Regions from separate parts of the Mus musculus genome. Here region 1 is linked to region 2. Evidence: chromatin loops called from intact Hi-C (ENCODE). Cell type or tissue: left cerebral cortex. All regions are shown on one strand. Each heading gives the region's core, and the rest is flanking DNA. Links, peaks and the distances in the headings are about the cores only. Region 1 has its middle 45 kb from the start of Gm36594. Region 2 has its middle 130 kb from the start of A730049N16Rik.

What was found. A loop is a pair of places that touch in the nucleus more often than their neighbours do. Peaks named below come from ENCODE experiments on the same cell type or tissue, not always from the same donor. Only the 100,000 strongest peaks of a DNase experiment are listed, where the experiment ranks them.
Region 1: a loop joins it to region 2, with 9 times the contacts of the local background. A loop is called at or near these places in 6 of 42 quality-filtered maps.

What each region holds. Positions count from the first base shown.
Region 1 is chr17:69,965,009-69,973,344 of GRCm38, reverse strand. It overlaps a transcript of Dlgap1 not described here. Among named protein-coding and RNA genes, the nearest start is that of Gm36594, 45 kb to the right of the region's middle. In left cerebral cortex, for the core only: a CTCF peak has its summit at 4,188; DNase peaks (open chromatin) are centred at 2,914, 3,281, 3,691, 4,119 and 3 more places; H3K4me3 peaks cover 3,401 bases; H3K27ac peaks cover 2,254 bases.
Region 2 is chr17:69,600,502-69,608,837 of GRCm38, reverse strand. No RefSeq gene overlaps it. Among named protein-coding and RNA genes, the nearest start is that of A730049N16Rik, 130 kb to the right of the region's middle. In left cerebral cortex, for the core only: CTCF peaks have their summits at 1,594 and 3,948 (motif pointing left); DNase peaks (open chromatin) are centred at 1,032 and 3,919.

The DNA.
Region 1 (8,336 bases), core at 10-8,009, 360 kb before region 2:
GGAAGGAAGTCATAAATATAAACGATAAGAAATGGATATGGAGTGGAGTCAAGGTTCTCGTATCTGGCAATCTGCCACTGTCCTCTGTGGTTGTTTAAACTGAGGACATTAGAAGGCAACTTGCAAATCTTCTTTTCTAGGGAATGTTTCAGGTCTTCCTGGCAACAAATCTTTGAAAACTCCTGATAGGGACCAAATCTAGGGGAAATAACCTTCACCAGCAATGAAGAGGAATCAGGCTACACATTCTCCCGTGACTTAAAAATCATGAAGGATGTTTTGAGGAACACTGTAATGAATCTTTCCTTGGAAAACCAAACCAAGAGCCCTTAGGATTCTACGAATAAGCAACCCAAGACCTAGGGTGCTTTAACCCCAAATGTTCTCATCAGCACAAAAATTTTCTGGAACGCTAGCAAAAGGCCTTTCTGATAAAATAGCCACCTAATTTTTAAAAGATTTACATTTACAATTGTGGAAATGTCTATGGGTATGTGCACCTGAGAGTCCAGAAGAGGGCATTGGAATCCACAAGTTTGGAGTTATAGGCTCCCCAGTGTGGGTGCTGGGAACCAACTACAGCCCTTGCAATAGCTGTGTGTGCTCTTAACCTAATAGGTTTAAATTAATCATAGACCAACATACAATAGGAATACATTATAATTATGGGAAGTCACTACGGAGATTTTTAAGATCCCCAATAACCTGGTTTTGATGGTGTAGTTGTGAACTCTCTTATTTCTTTACTCTCTTTCATTGACTGGTTGGGTTCCCTTAAAACTCAGGACGTGTACGATTTATAAAGAAAATGAAATCTTCATGGAATCTTCCAGTTGGAAGCCTCTTGATTGAAAGCTAATTCTCTGCCTTCTGAGACAGCTTAACACAATTGAGGAGAGCAGTCATTAAAGCAACACAATGTGAGTTTGAGTTTATAATAGAAACAAAGAGCAGCACTTTGCTTTTCTTTCTCAATTACAAAGTATCGAGGAAATGAGACATACACCTAGACAAAGGAAAACAGCAACCCGGAGTACACAGGAGTTTCTTATTTAAGAAAAAAAAATGTGGCGCATAACTTTATCAAGCAGTGGTCACACCACTACTGTATTGTCCCTGAGTTATTTATCAGACAATCCTGTCTGTGCCGTGTTAATTTTATTTAAAATATCAGTCTTGATGGCTTTCGGGAACAAAGGTATGCACTTAACAGATCCAAACCTCACTGTTTCTGTCCCTAAATCTGGATGCAGTGAGAAACACAAATCACCAGAATTTAGAAGGCAAAGCAAGTGGGTTTGTGGGATTTCCCTGCATAATATTGTGAGGTCCTCCTTCCACTTGCTTAGAATGACTGCTGGTGTGATTCATAATGTTTTTAGTTGATGCTTCTAGAATAAGATGAATCTTGGAGGGAGAAATGAGAGGAGCTCTGCCATCAAAGTCCCCACAGGGAGTGCTCATGCCCTTGTCCTTCCCTCCAAGCACAAAAGCTTGAATATAATTGGAAAAGTTTTGTCGGTAAAGTACTCAGTAAAGTACTTAGTAAAGATCTTTCAAAACGTTTGTTCATTTTGCCAAGATTTATGTTGCCCGTGTTTTATGTTTTTGAAAGTTCATACAAATATACAATATATTTTGGTCATGTCCCTCTCCCACTCCCTCCCCACGTTGCCTATACTTTACTTAACAGCAAATCTTAGAATCACAGAGAGAGAGATGCAAAGGTGATCTTTAAAGCTTAGCCTGCATTTGCAAGCCTTTTTCTCCTGCAAGGTTACTTATTTTCCCTTAGGCAAGCCACTTAGCTTCAAAGATTTTCACAGAATCTCGGGCCTAGAACTTGGAATTAGTACTTAAGGTAGTGGCTTGTGCAAACTTTAAACTAAACCAGCAAATCCAAAAAATAATGAAGAAGCAAGCTATGGACACCAGATTTCTATTCAACCTCATTTCCTTCCAACGTTTGAATTCTCTGGGCCCAAACACAGCTTTAAAATTTTAAGAACTTAAATTCTGAGCATGTTTTGAATGTATTGGAATTCCTTTTTTAACAGCGTTACACGAAGACCACTTTCCTCTGGTATTGTAGAAACTAGAACGGTTTCATCATTCCTTGCCTGCCTGTCATTTCCATCTACGTTGGGATAGACACTATTGTTATCTACACAAAAAACGATCAGAGGCAATAGCAAGTTGCTTCCTGAGACTGAAGTCGTGATATAAATAACTGTCCAAAAGCTGTTCTTTACAGCACCTCCTTTCTGATCTAAAACAAACAGAAACAAAACAAAAATGGACTGGGCATGGGTGCCAGATGTTTGGTTTTGGACTTAAATTCCGTTCCCTACTTCTAAGCTTTAAGTATTCGTTATTTCCATTTGAATGGCCCATCATCTTCTTCTAGGAAGTCATTCATGAAGACCACAAATGCTAGAGAGCTGTCTCTTAATTGTGACTTTTATTATCCATCTTGTAATTCTGTTGGAACTTCATTTGATAGGCCAGGAGGCATGATTGGCAGCCTCTGGGGGCTCAGAACCAGTTTCTCTATGAACAGTCTTAAGGGGGAGGGGGGTTCATTAGAGACATAACCTCTCACCCGACAGCGATTTGGTCCTCCTAAGTATGCCACCCCTCCTGTTCCACATGCTCTCCCCTTCTTAGAAAATTCCGCAGCGCTCCAGGCCAGGCAAGGGGTGAGCAGGCATCCTGGGCCAGCGCGACGCCCTCCGGGCACAGGCGCTCAGTGCCTCTGGGGCGGGCACACGGGCCCCCTTCCCACGGCCTCATGAACAACGTGAAGACCAGAACCGCTCGCTCTCTGCGGGTCCTGAATGCAGGGTCTTCATAGCCCTTAAGGTCCTCCTCACAGCTGCAGCCACCCCTCCATGAAAGTGCAATTTGTTATCTGGCTCAACCCGGAGCAGGGAGAGGTTCCCATTGGTCCCGGCTCCAGCGCCAGTCACTTATCTGGTCCTCGGAATACAGACTCTCATCGCCCGCCACGCCACGCGATTCGCGGGCAGTTGGCCTCAGAGACTCTCCGGAGACCCCACCCCCCACGACCCTTTCTCTCTTCTGTGTTTCTCTGTGCCACTGTCTTTGTGTCTTTTTTTTTCCCTTCTTACACACACAGGGAAGGGGTCGCTCTTCACAACCAATGCCAAAAGTGTCACACAAAAAGAGTGCAACAACTTGCTTTGCAAAGGACTGGGGAGCCCCTGGCGAAGTCCCCTGCAGTGAGCAGCTGCCATTGCCTACAAGGTGCTGAACCGGGTATGAATTTGGCTGAAGCTGATGGAGACATAGGACCCGCGTTCTTGTCCCTTCCCCCGCCCCCTCCAGGGACCCTGTCTCAGTTAAAAATCTGTCCCTTCTCGAACACCCTAGGGAGCTGCGAAGATCCTTTGCCCGGGGAAGGGTATGCTGGTCCCAGGAATCCCAGGGTCACCACGGGGACCAGACGTGCTCCCGGGGCAGAAGTCATGAAATTGAGAGAGCCGGCCAATGGCCAGCAGAGGCGGCCCGCAGTCCCTAGGATGCGAGGGCTGCCGCGACCTCGCAGCAGGAGGTGAGCAGCAGCCACCCAGCGCGCCACCGCTGCCACCGCTGCCTCCGCCGCCGCCGCCGCGCACGCCCCAGCCCCGCCGCGCAGCCTGGCATTGCCTTACCGCTGCCCGCAGTCTGTCCGTCGCTGCTCCGTCCGTCTGTCAGTCCGTCCCACGAGCCTCGGAGCGAGGACCAGAGCAGTGAACCCGCAGTACGGGACGTTTCTCAGCGAGGTGAAGGGAAGGAGCCCAAGCAGGCGCTGAGGTGGCGGCAGCCGCTCGCGCCGCCGGTCCTGCCGCTCCCCGCCGGCGGAAGGTGGCTGCGAGGCCGCGTCCTCGGGCTTGCGGCGCCCGAAGCGCAGCGCTCGCCTCTGGAGCGGAGGCTGAGCGCCGGGACGCGGCGGGCAGGGGCGGCGAGGCTGGGCTGGTCACCCGCCCCTGGGTGCATGTTAATACGGCGGGGAGGAGGAGTCCCGCGCTTCCTCCGCCCAACCACGGGAGCCGGCGGGCGGGCGGCGGCCACGGCCAGAAGCCAGGCGCTCCCACCCGCTCCGGCTGCTACGAAGTGGCCGCTGGCCTTGGTCCTGGCCAAGGCACGGGCGTCCCGGGCCGCGGGGAGGCGCTGGCGGCTCCCGGAGGGTGCGCTCGCGCCCGCTCAGCCTCCGTCCGCAAGTATGTCCGCGCCTTCCCGGGAGCGGACGCCAGCATCTCAGCCCGGAGCCAGGGGCCGCCACCCGCTAGTGGGCGTGACCTATGCGTACCCTTGCGCTGTATCTTGGGGGGAAGTAAACTTCCGCTCCTGACTGCCCAGCGTTCTTTCCTTACTCTGCAATTCTAAGTAGAGAAAGCAGACCTTGGCACAGGGTCCATCCGCAGACCCTGTCTGAGGGCAAATGGTTGTTGGAAAGCTCTCCTTCTCTCCATCCTCGGAGCCCACAGTAGAAGTAGCCCTTGAAGTCACCACTTAGGAAGGAGACACATGGACTCATGCATCATAGAAGGCTTAAAACCTGACACCAACACTCAAAACCGTTCTTCTTTGGCTACTCAGCTTTCCTCATCTTTACAGCTCTTGGACAGGTTATATGGATTAGATTAACCAATGTATTTTTCATTCATTCACTATTTTAATGAAAGAAAAGAAAAATGAATTCTGTTCCTTCTGTTCTCTGGCTTTAGTAATATTCACGTTTGTGAATATTGAACACTATACAACTAAGCTCGGAAGGAAGGAAGGAAGGAAGGAAGGAAGGAAGGAAGGAAGGAAGGAAGGAAGGAAAGGAGGGAGAGAGGGAGAAAGGAAGGACCCACCAACATCACGGAAGGACCAGGGTAATAGGCAGGTTAGCTGAGAATTTAAAAAATAAATAAAACAAAGGCCAACATGTCACTCAATTACGAACTCGCACAGTGCGGTGCTCTTCTCAATACTACACTAGGCATTAAGTATGACATTCAGGATCAACATTAGCATGCTAAACTGGTTAATTGTGGCTAATCGCTATCTTCCTGTTCATTTCCACTCCCAAAAAGAAATGGCATGTTCAGAGAGAAAACCCTTTGTTCTTCAGCTCCCAGGGACGACATTATGATGAAAAGTATATAATCTTCTTTATGTAATTGTACCCAGAAAGTTATAAGACTTAGCATCTGTTTTGTGTGCTATCTAATTATAAATATTAATAGAATATTCTTTTAAAGAAAACACTTCTAAAAATGCACGGAAGTGAAAAGCAGTTTCCATAAAAATATGACTCAGATAAATAATCTCCACAGTTTCGCTAAGTGATTTTCCACTAAAGAGAGAGAGAGAAATTAAGCTACTAAACAGAGGTAAACTCTTGGCGTTCTAACAAATATCCCCAACCAATTCAAGGATGACAATGTAGGGATGCTGCCCTTCCTATCTGGCTTCCAGAAAAGGCTTCTGAAAAGTCTTCATAAATAGAAAAGGGCAACTACAGGGGTTTTACAGGCTTAGAAATATGTTGAATCCAAAGATATTTTAAAAGTAATGCCATCTATTACAGAAAATATTCATAATTATTAAGCCTTAACATAAATTAAATAACTTTAGTGAGAACAAAATAACTTACAACTTACCAGAAACCAAAATTCTTTTGTGTCTTCATTGTGAATAGGTTTTTTTTTCATACAATAAATTCTCTATACCTCAATGGTAGAGTATTTGATTTCAGAAAACAAAATTTGAATGTCTGAATAATAATCTCTATACAGTATTACTTTTGTGAAGATCTTCCGAGTGTAGTGTGATAGAAATCAAAAACGATTAAGATAAGTGAAAACTGTTCTTCAGAAAGATAGGCAAATCTTCCAGAATTAGAGAATTGTAGTTCAAACCCAGTGTCAGTAGCAGGCAGGAATTGACACAGTGCTCACAGGGAGGAATCAAGAGAGCTAGAGAGAGTTTAGATTGTTATCACAGACTCACGAAGAGAGAACGTCAATGGTTTGTTCTATTCTCCCACCAATGGACCATGACTTATCATTGGCTCAAGTGTCTGAACATCCAGGCTTCAAAGAGGCATTGACTGCTTGGCTGTACCAGGAGGAAGAAGAATACATTTGAGTCTTCTGTGTCCATGTACATGGCTATACCAGTCTTTCAGACGACATGGGATTAGACATAGAAAATTCATCAAAATAAGATCAGAGAGTTCATAGAAGAAGAATTTGATATTGGATTAAAAAAAAGGATAGACATCTAGTCCATTGACTGGCTATTGAGTTTGCATTATAATTGCTATATGTGTGCTTAAGAGGTCACCTATTCCTGCAGTCACTTTGAAACAAATAATATTTTATAAGGAGAGCTGGTAGCATTTGTCTTTGTTGTTATCCATGTGCTTGCTTTTGTTTGACTTTTAAAATGTTACTTAGTATCTACCATGTGAATAATTATTTATATAAGTAGAATATAAGCCATGCACAAGCGAGAGCTAGTCAGCTGTGATCCTTTCTGTCATAGTGTGTTAACTGAATAATGCATGAAAAGATGTCCCCGGTCAATGTTGCCTTCTGTGGGAAAAGAAACTTTGTAGATAAGATTGAGTTAAAAATCTTGAGACAGAAAGATTATCTGCCTTTATTTTTTGAGTCTTTATACGGACAATGGTCTCTATCAGATGAGGGTTAGGGAATGGAAAAGCAGGAAGCAGAGGTGGGATTCTGCAGTCTGTGAACCCTGTATTTAGAGGAGAACAGTCATAAGGAATGTATGTTTCTGAAGCTTACAAACCAATAGAGGAACAGCTTTCCTCAGCAGCCTCTAAGATAGAGTGGTATCTTAGGATCTCAATTTTAGCCCACTTCACCTGATATCAGACTTCTGACCCGCAGAGCTGTAAGATTACTTGACATGTCTTCTAGCCACCAAGTTTGTAGTGATCATCAATAGTAGCCAGAGACATGTCATATAAACACTTCACCCAGCTGCACACTCCAGTTCCTGAAGATGCACTCTGGTGAGTAGGCTGCATGAGAATGCTCTCTAACCATGTAAGTCCCCCCAAAATATTTATCCTCTTCTGGAGGATAAACATTCTTTATCCTCTTTATCTATTCTTTATCTTCTTTCTTGGTGTTGGCTAAGTCAGCAAACATGATGGCAAGAGCAGGACATTTGAGACCACAGGCAGACAGATTTCCTGCTGGGTAATCTCTCATTTTCTATCTAAAGAAAAATGGTGGCATTCTGCCTTGACCATGGCATGGTGAAGCAGGTAAAAAAAAAATACAAGTAAACAACCACACAGTGAAAGAAAAACCGAAGGACTATCTGAAAAGTAACCATGAAAGACGTGAGTGTCTATTTTAACTGGGAACTCTTGTATATCTCCTTCCAGTCTTTACATCTCCACTAGGCTTAATATTTGTGAATCCCAAAACCTGCTAGGAAAATCCACCTGAATTTTTCCAGATACCTCGGGATTAATATATCATCTACTTTCCCCTTCTTTTAAACTGATTTCTCTTCCTGGCAATGGGTTCAGCACAGAGGTAAACCACTTGCTCAGCATTTTTAAGGTCTTTTGTTCGAGGCAGTAGTGAAAATTAAAAAGACTTATTGTATTCACCCATGACGATATCATCCACCAGGTCACCAGGACTTACAACAGAGAACTACACAGTACAATAGACTTCACACTCACAAGTCAGCCTCCATCCACAACCACGGTTGGCCTCTTCCTCTGTTTAAACAGCTCTTGAATCCATCTTGATTTCCATTTCTAGTATAGAAACCTATTGGGCTTCCATAGCCTCCTACCTAGGCACTGTAATGTCTTTCTCAATCTATTTTCTTTAATGTAGATTTTCCTTTTCTTCAAAAACAATGGTATCACTTTAAATATGTATATTAAAACAGAGTTTTGGCCATACAATTGTAGTCACAGTTATGTATCTATGTGAAGTATAAGTCCTCATCATGATGCCCTTGACATGCGCTGGCTTCTTCCTTCTGATCTGAACCTGTGCCTTCACGGCTTGTGCATTTTCTTTCACAAACAGAACAGCTCTCTATTGTACTATTGATGTGGCGCCGTCTTGTCATACATGCAATGTGGTGTTTTGTCATACGTGTATGGTAGGATTATCTCAAGTCCTCTTTGTTCTGTTTCTTCTTTGTTGACTAAGACTTATTTCAAGAGCGGCTCCTGCCGGGCGGTGGTGGCGCAAGCCTTTAATCCCAGCACTTGGGAGGCAGAGGCAAGAGGATTTTTGAGTTCGAGACCAGCCTGGTCTACAAAGTGACTTCCAAGACAG
Region 2 (8,336 bases), core at 142-8,141:
CAATGGGAGGTGATGCCCTTTGTCCTATGGAGGCTGTATGTCCCAGTGTAGGGGAATGTCAGGGCCAGGAAGTTAGAGTGGATGGGTTGGGGAGAAGGGGAAAGAGGGAGGGGGATATGGGGAGGGGGTTTTCGGAGGGGAAACCAGGAAAGAGGATAACATTTGAAATGTAAATAAAGAAAATATCCACCAGGCATGGTGGCACACGCCTTTAATCTCAGCACTCCGGGAGGCAGAGGCAGGCAGATTTCTGAGTTAGAGGCCAGCCTGGTCTACAGAGTTCCAGGACAGCCAGGGCTATACAGAGAAACCCTATCTTGAAAAAAAAAAAACAAAAAGAGAAGGAAAGAAAGAGAGGGAGAGAAAGAGAGAGAGAGAGAGAGAGAGAGAGAGAGAGAGAGAGAGAGAGAGAGAGAGAAGAGAGAGGGAGGGAGGGAGGGAGGGAGGGAGGGAGGGAGGAAGGAAGGAAGGAAGGAAGGAAGGAAGGAAGGAAGGAAGGAAGGAAAGGAAGGAAGGAAGGAAGGAAGGAAGGAAAGAAAGAAAGAAAGAAAGAAAGAAAGAAAGAAAGAAAGAAAGAAAGAAAGAAAGAAAGAAAGAAAGAAAGAAAGAGAAAAAAGAAAATATCCAATTTTTTAAAAGGTGGGCTAATAAAAAAAGTGTTGCTCAGTGGAAATGGGAGGAATATAAAATAGAGTAAATACTCAAAATTCATTATATATGTACAGCATTGTCAAAAATAATAATGTGCATATCTATATTAATCCTGTTTTTAAAGCATACATTATTTATCATTTATACATGGCATGTCTTTAGGGTTTAGGAACTAACGCTGAGGGCATGATTGACTGTAGCATACAAAATCCTGATGTACCAGGAAGCAGGAGAAAGGAGCAACGCTGAGCTATGGATCAGTTCAGCTAAGCCTAGGCGCTGACATCCTGAAGCGAGGCCCTTGAGGAACTTGCTGTTCCCAGACTGCCAGGAAGAGTGCCACCTTCTCACTTGCTGAAGGATTTCATTTTCTCACCTTTCAGAGCTGCTATAGGCTCCATTTGCTCGGTTCTCTTTTGTCTGTTTTCAATTCTTCTACAAACTTGGAAGTTTGGGTATCTTAGAAAGTAGATCTGCAATGGCAAGCAATGTCCTGTGTCCTCAGTTTACAAGGCTACCTCCTTTGCACTGTCCCATGTCCTCAGTTTAACAGGCTGCCTCCATGCCATGCTGATGTGTGAAGACACCTACCCAGCTCGTCTGTTCTTGTCGGATATAAGAGTTTAGACTCTGCAATCTGTATTTCGAACAATTATACTGCAGATAAATCTCATGCTGTTCTATTACTAACATGTCCAGTTGTAACTGTGGGGTTTTTTTTTCTAGGCCCATACAACTTTTAATAAGTACACTCGCTTTTATTAAGTTATCAATTCCCAATTTGATGGCAGAGTGGCAAGGTAATGTGTACTATGAGATAGTGGTCCTGTGAGATAAGCTTTACCTGCAAGACTGTGGCCTTTGAAGCTTGTGTAAAACTGTTGGGAGGCAAGTACATCACAGGGTATCTCCTTTGTGTCAGATAGAGGGCAGTGTACATTCTTTTCACAATTCAGGTACACCATCTTTGAAGGAGAGAACGAGCCTTAACCAGAAGCCTAAGCCTTGGTCTTAGATGTTCTAGGCTCCAGGACCACTGTGGCAAACACAAATCTGTACCTGTGGATGTTCTTATAAATGACCTAATTTAAGGTATGTAGATAGAGTAACCAGAGTGACTTTAAACACTAAGTCCACTGACTGGGCCTAGGATTTGAGTTTAAGAGCATTGTGTAAAATATTGAGCAACAGAGTATCACAATTTTTAAAAAATTATCTCAATTCTTTATATTTTACCCCCCCCCAAAAATGGGCCCAGGGGGGGCAACATACTTTTATGTAAAACACAACTGTGTGAGTTCTGGTTAAGACGTCACCAACGAGATTGCAAAGATAGATAGATAGATAGATAGATAGATAGATAGATAGATGGGTGGATGGATGGATGGATGGATGGATGGATGGATAGGTGGGTGGGTGGGTGGGTGGGTGGGTGGGTGGGTGGGTGGATGGATGGATGGATGGATGGATGGATGGATGGATGGATGGAAGGACGGACGGACAGACAGACAGACAGGACAAACACTGAAGCCACCCAAGGACTTTTCAGAGCTTATAAACGATCCAGAAGACCAGGGCCGTCTTCTGAGGGCTCCTGAATCAGAGTCTGAAACTGCGGGATCCTCCGGTAGTACTATGTCCAATTTTCTGAGGAACCGCCAGACTGATTTCCAGAGTGGTTGTACAAGCTGACTCTTGATTCTGTACATTAAAATTCTCCCCCACTATTTCTGATGCCTGTGCAACTTTTTTAAAAAAAAAAAAACCTTGACCTAAGCCTTGTTATTGGAAAACAAACTGAAGAAATGTCTTTCTTTATTCACTTATTTTATTTTAGTACAGCATCCCCTTGTACCACAGGCTAACCTCAAACTCACGCTGTAGCCGAGAAGGGTCTTAATTTCTGACTGTCCTGCATCGCTTCCTACATACTGAGATTGCAGGCGTGTACCATCTTAAAAGCATCGTAAAAGGGCAGCGGAGTGAGTGGAGACTAGTGCGGCGTGCATGCTAAGCAAGCACTGCACCATTGAACCACATTCCCAACCTCCAAAGCATTTACATGCAAAACAAACTCTCAGCACATCAGGCATCTGTACAACGGAAGGAGACATTTTAAGCAGGTGCTTCCCGTGGTAATTTGTCACCAAACTCAGAGGCGAGGCCTCAGCACCATTTCCAGGTGAGCACACAAGCGCATCTTCCCTCTGCTACCCTTTCCACTAACTGCTCTGCTCACCACCCCCTATTATCAAAGCTAGCCTCTTTTAATGGCAGCCAACATAATTTCTGGCTGGTGTCCACAATCTATACGGAGCCATTCCAGACAGTTCAGGTTGATGCTGGCCTCTGCCCTGACGTGCCGTCTCAATGCTCCTGAAATTTCTGAAAAATCTGTGTCCTCTTGCCTTACAGGGCCCTTTAGGACATCCATCCTGGCCTTGGTTACTATAACAGCTAATAACTTTGCAGTTCCTCTAATTAATTCTGAAGCACGGCCCTGGGATTTGCCTAGTGTGGCTGAGCTGGTAAGTTGTGCTTAACGTGTTCTCCTCTGTGATAGACTCAGTAATGAAGCTGTGAACGCAAAGCAACCTAACCTACATTTGCTACCCACGGGGCCAGTGTGTTGGGGAAACGAAAAGACGAGGACAAAGATTGTAACCACAAAGACAACTTCTCAACGTGTCACTTCCTCTCAGGCCAAATAATAACCCTATTGATCCTTTCAAGAACCGTAAGGCAAAATTACTTTTCAATGTCGCAAAGGTGGAAACCGGACGTGTGACGTTACCGCACACTGATTCGTGCCCTCACGCCAGGTCCCAAGCCTCCGCACATTTCCTTTACCGAAATTTCAGAGCGTTGTGCTGCTTTTATAACAAGCAGGGTCTCCCACCTGTTTGTATTGCCATGATTTCCCAGGTCTTTCGGGCCAGCTGATCAGCTGTGTGAGCAGTGGGTGTCTCATCGACGCAGCTACACACCTCTGCATCGACACTGTACCTGAGCAAGTCGCAGAGAGGTACCGATTCACTTCATTACTTCATGGCAATGACCTTGACCCCGCCACTCCACTTCTGAACTAAGCCTGTAATTAAACTTGAGCACGGACACGTCATTTCTCTTTACAGTCCCAGGAAAGGTCTTGATCTTCAGTTTACTGTAAACAGTTGGGTATTCATAGTTCCCAGCATGCTCAAAAGAATGGACAAATGTTGCCAGCTTCCAGCATCCCTAAAAAGCAAGAAAGGATGGCAGAATGCTGTACTTCACCCGGGGTGGTGCCGCCCCCTAAAGGAGACTTATGGGATGTACAGACTGTTTTTCTGATAACCACTGCAGTATTATCAGTATTTAATAATGACAGTGACTAGGCTGTACATGCGCGATGGAGTACACATTTATTCTCCTATGCCAAATTGAACAATTAGTACACATCAAAGGTGTAAATATTTGGACCTAAAGCCATAGAACAGTTTACATTTCAAAATAAAGTGGTTTATTTTTTGCAGTTTAAAAACTATAAACCAAATTCCAAGGATACAGCAACAAGGTTTTTTGGTTTTTGGTTTGTTTCATTGTGGTGTTTTGTTGTTGTTGTTGTTGTTGTTGTTGTTGTTGTTGTTGTTGCTGCTGTTGTTGTTGTTGTTGTTCTTCTTCTTCTTCTTCTTCTTCTTGTTACTGTTGTTTGGTTTCCTTTTGTTTCTGTTTATTTTTTATTTTGTTTATTTATTTTTGTTTGCTTTGTTTTGTTTGTTTGTTTGTTTTGTCTTTCTGTATAGTCTTGGCTGTCCTGAAACTCTCTCTGAAGGCCAGGCTAGCTTCAAACTCACAGAGATCTGGCTGCCTCTGCATCCTGAGTGTTGGGATGAAAGGTGTGCGCCACCACGTCTGACTTCGTTTGTTTGTTTGTTTGTTTGCTTGCTTGCTTAAGTTATTTTTATTTGCTGGAAACCTTGGCAGGAATTTGTTGCTAATTCAGAATATGACAATTATGATCACCGAACCAGCTTTATCAGTCTTGCTTTTTTGGAGTGCTATATTTCGTAACTGTATATATGGGCTTTATCATTAATGCCTTCTCTAAACTATACAAAGGAAGATGCCTATACATTGTCATATTAAAACACTACAATGCATGGCCTCTCTGTTCTGTGGTGATTTAAATATGGTGTTCCCCATAGTCTCTGGCATTTGAATACTTGTCCCTCACTTAGTGACATCCTTTGAGAAGACTTAGGAGGTATGCATGCCTTGCTGGAGAAAGTCTGTCACTAGGGGATGTGATCCCCAGGGTTCCCCAGCCTAGAAGTACTGTGCAACATGCAACTCTGGTCCAAGAGCCCAGACTGCATCTCAAGTTGGCAGCAGGACTTGGCAGCATCATCCACATAGAACTGACTTTGTGTGCATAAAAGATGCCAGATTAAATGGGTCATGGAGGGCTCACTCTCTCACACTCTCATGCTTTCAAAGAGTAACTGAATTCAGGGATGTATAGTAGGCACTGGGATCATGAAGCATTCTCTCTCTGTGTGTGTCTCTCTCTCTCTGTGTCTCTCTCTGTGTATCTCTCTCTCTGTGTCTCTCTCTGTGTATCTCTCTCTGTGTCTCTCTCTGTCTCTGTCTCTCTCTGTCTCTCTCTCTGACTCTCTCTCTGTCTTTCTCTCTGTCTCTGTCTCTGTCTCTCTCTCTGTCTCTGTCTCTCTCTCTGTCTCTGTCTCTCTCTCTCTTTCTCTCTGAAGCAGCAAGCACAGGGCCTACATGGGTCTACACTAGGTTCTATCTATCTATCTATCTATCTATCTCTATCTATCTATCTATCTATTTTTTTATCTATGTATGGGACTCGTGAATGTGTGACTGAGTGGGTATCTGTTTCTTGTGTCTTCTCTCTCTCTCTCTCTCCCAGGGTTTCAGAGAATAACTGAAGCTAGGCAATGATGATAGAGTAGAAGTCCTGCCTGTTTGAAGTTGAGAAGATAAAGCCCACGTTGCAATGGAAACTCCAGGAAGTTATAGTTACTAGGGTCATGTGAAGTTTATCAAGGAAACAAGCAGACATGGATTAGAGCTGACCCAAGAAAGGGGCTGTAGGATTAGAGCTGACCCAAGAAAGGGGCTGTATATGCTGCTTACAGAAAAGCTTAATGGATGAATCTACAGGAGCCCTTTGGAGACCCATATGATTCATCAAGATGGTCATGGACCTGCATGATTCAAGGTTTGCCTGCTGAGTTTCAGTCTAGCTTTCATCTGATTGTTCCTTCCTGTGGCCCTATTCATTCCCACTCCAAATGAAAATGTTTGTTTGCCATGTGCCATTTTATATTGAAAGTACATAGCTTGTTTTTAAATGTTAGAGAAACTCAGTTAAAAGATTCCACTAAGGAGGTGTCTCGGTTGTTAAGAGCACTTGTTCTTGACAAAGAGTCAGGTCTAGTTCCTTGCACCAAGATGTTGGCTCAAAACTACCCGTTACTCCAGTTCCAAGAAATATGTCACCCTCTTCTGATTTCCATGGGCACTAGACACAGGTGTTACACATACACACATGCAGATAGAAAGTTCATACATATAACAAAGGAATAAATCTTAGAGATATCTTTTTGCCTCAAATGAGAATTGAGCCTTGAACATTTATTTTTGCATTTATTTCCTTTTACTGAGAATAGAATTTTTTCTTTAATATAATATATCCTAATTAGTGTCTCTTCTCCCTACTCCTCCCAGTCCCCCACACTCTCCAATCCAATCCATTCCCTTTCAAAAATCTCTCACCATAAAAAGTAAAGACTTCTAAGACATTAAAAAAAAACAACATAACAAAACAAAATATAAGAAGATGAATCAAAGGCCGTCACACTCAAGTTTGACAAGGCAAACAAAAAGAAGGAGAAGAGCCCCAAGAAAAGGCAGAATAAACAGATACCCACTCAGTCACACATTCCCGAGTCCCATACAGAGAGAGAGAGAGAGAGAGAGAGAGAGAGAGAGAGAGAGAGAACCTAGTGTAGACCCATGTAGACCTGTGCTTGCTGCTTCAGTCTCTATGAGACCATATGACCTTTGCTTAGTTGACTTAGAGTCTTGCTCTCCTAATATCCTCCCTCCACTCTGGCTCTTATACTCTTTCTGATTTCTCTTCTTAAGGGTTTTCTGAGATTGAAGGGCAGGGATTTGATGGGGATATCACATTTAGAGCCTTGTATTCCAAGGTTTTTGTCTCTCTGCATGATGTCTGGCTGTGGGTCTCTGCATTTGTTCCCATCTGCTGTAAGGTGAAGCTCATCTGACCATGGCTCAGTAAGGCACTAAGCCTATGAGTATAGCCGAATACCATTTGAAGTCCTTTCATTTCTATCTTTTTAAAGAACAGAAGTATTTTTGTTTACCCTACATCTCTGGGTGATCTACTCTCTGGTTCTTCATCAGCTAAGCAGTGTCAGATATGAGCTTCATCTCAGGGAGTGGGTCTTACCTCAAATCAGACATTGGTTGGTTACTCCTACAAGCTTCATGCCACCATTGCCCTAGCATAGTTTGCAGGCAGGCATTAGAACATAGGGATAAAGATTCTATGTAGGTACCTGCTTAACCTCTCCATGTTCAATAAATTGTGTGGGTATTGTCTTTAGCAATGGGCATTGCAGACAGTTTGTGGAAAGCAACCTATTGTCTTGGCAACTGCCTGAGTTGTTTGGGAATTTCAATTTAACCCCTTTTGCCATCAACTCAATCAGATATCACCTGGTCTGGGTATTGAAAGCTTTGTTTGGTGACAAAACAAATGGCCAGATGGGACTCTGTCTACCTCATTATTTTGAGACTTCATTTGGATTGTCTTCTATATTTTAGAAAGTTTCCACTGCACAATACCGTTCCTCAAATGCTCAATTCTAGACACCTCTCCCCATATTTCCTCCCATGATCCTATTTCTTCTCTCCTCCCCTTACTGATCCTCTCATCCCACACCCACCCCTGTGCTCCAGTCCACCCATAAATTCCTCTCCTGGGGAGATCCACGTTTCTCCCCTAGTCCCTTCCTCTACATTAACCTCTATGATTTTACAGATTGTAAATTGATTATCATTCATTTAGCAGCTAATAACCACATGTAAGTGGGACTTGGGATTTTTAAATAATGTTGGAAATATTAACGTGGGACTGTAGGGACTTTTGACATTATGAGATGACCAAGAGCTTAGAGATAAGGAGGAGAGAATTGTGACTCAAACGTAACACGTTTGAGGTGTCATGTTGACAAGAGGTAGACTTGTGATGATTAGAGTTACCAAACTCAGAAGATCTTGGATCACCAAAGAGACACATCTCTGGGAAAGCCTGACGTCTGAGAAAGGTTATCTAGATTAAGTTAATTGAGGTATGAAGACCTGCCCTATGTAGGCAGCTCAACTCCATGAGTTGAGATAGATCTTCGGTGTAAGAATGAGGAAGTAAGGCAAGTGCTAGAATACACGTCTCTTTGCTTCTAATTGTAGGCACACTCTGTCCGTCAGCCCCATATTTCCATTGACTAGACCTAACAGAGATGCTATTACTGTTGTATGATCCTTCTTCTGAAAACATAAGTATATAAGAACTTGAAACACTGACTGGCCTCTGTCTGAACTGGCCATCGGACCTCTGGTAGCCACATGAGAAAACATGGCGAGCACCT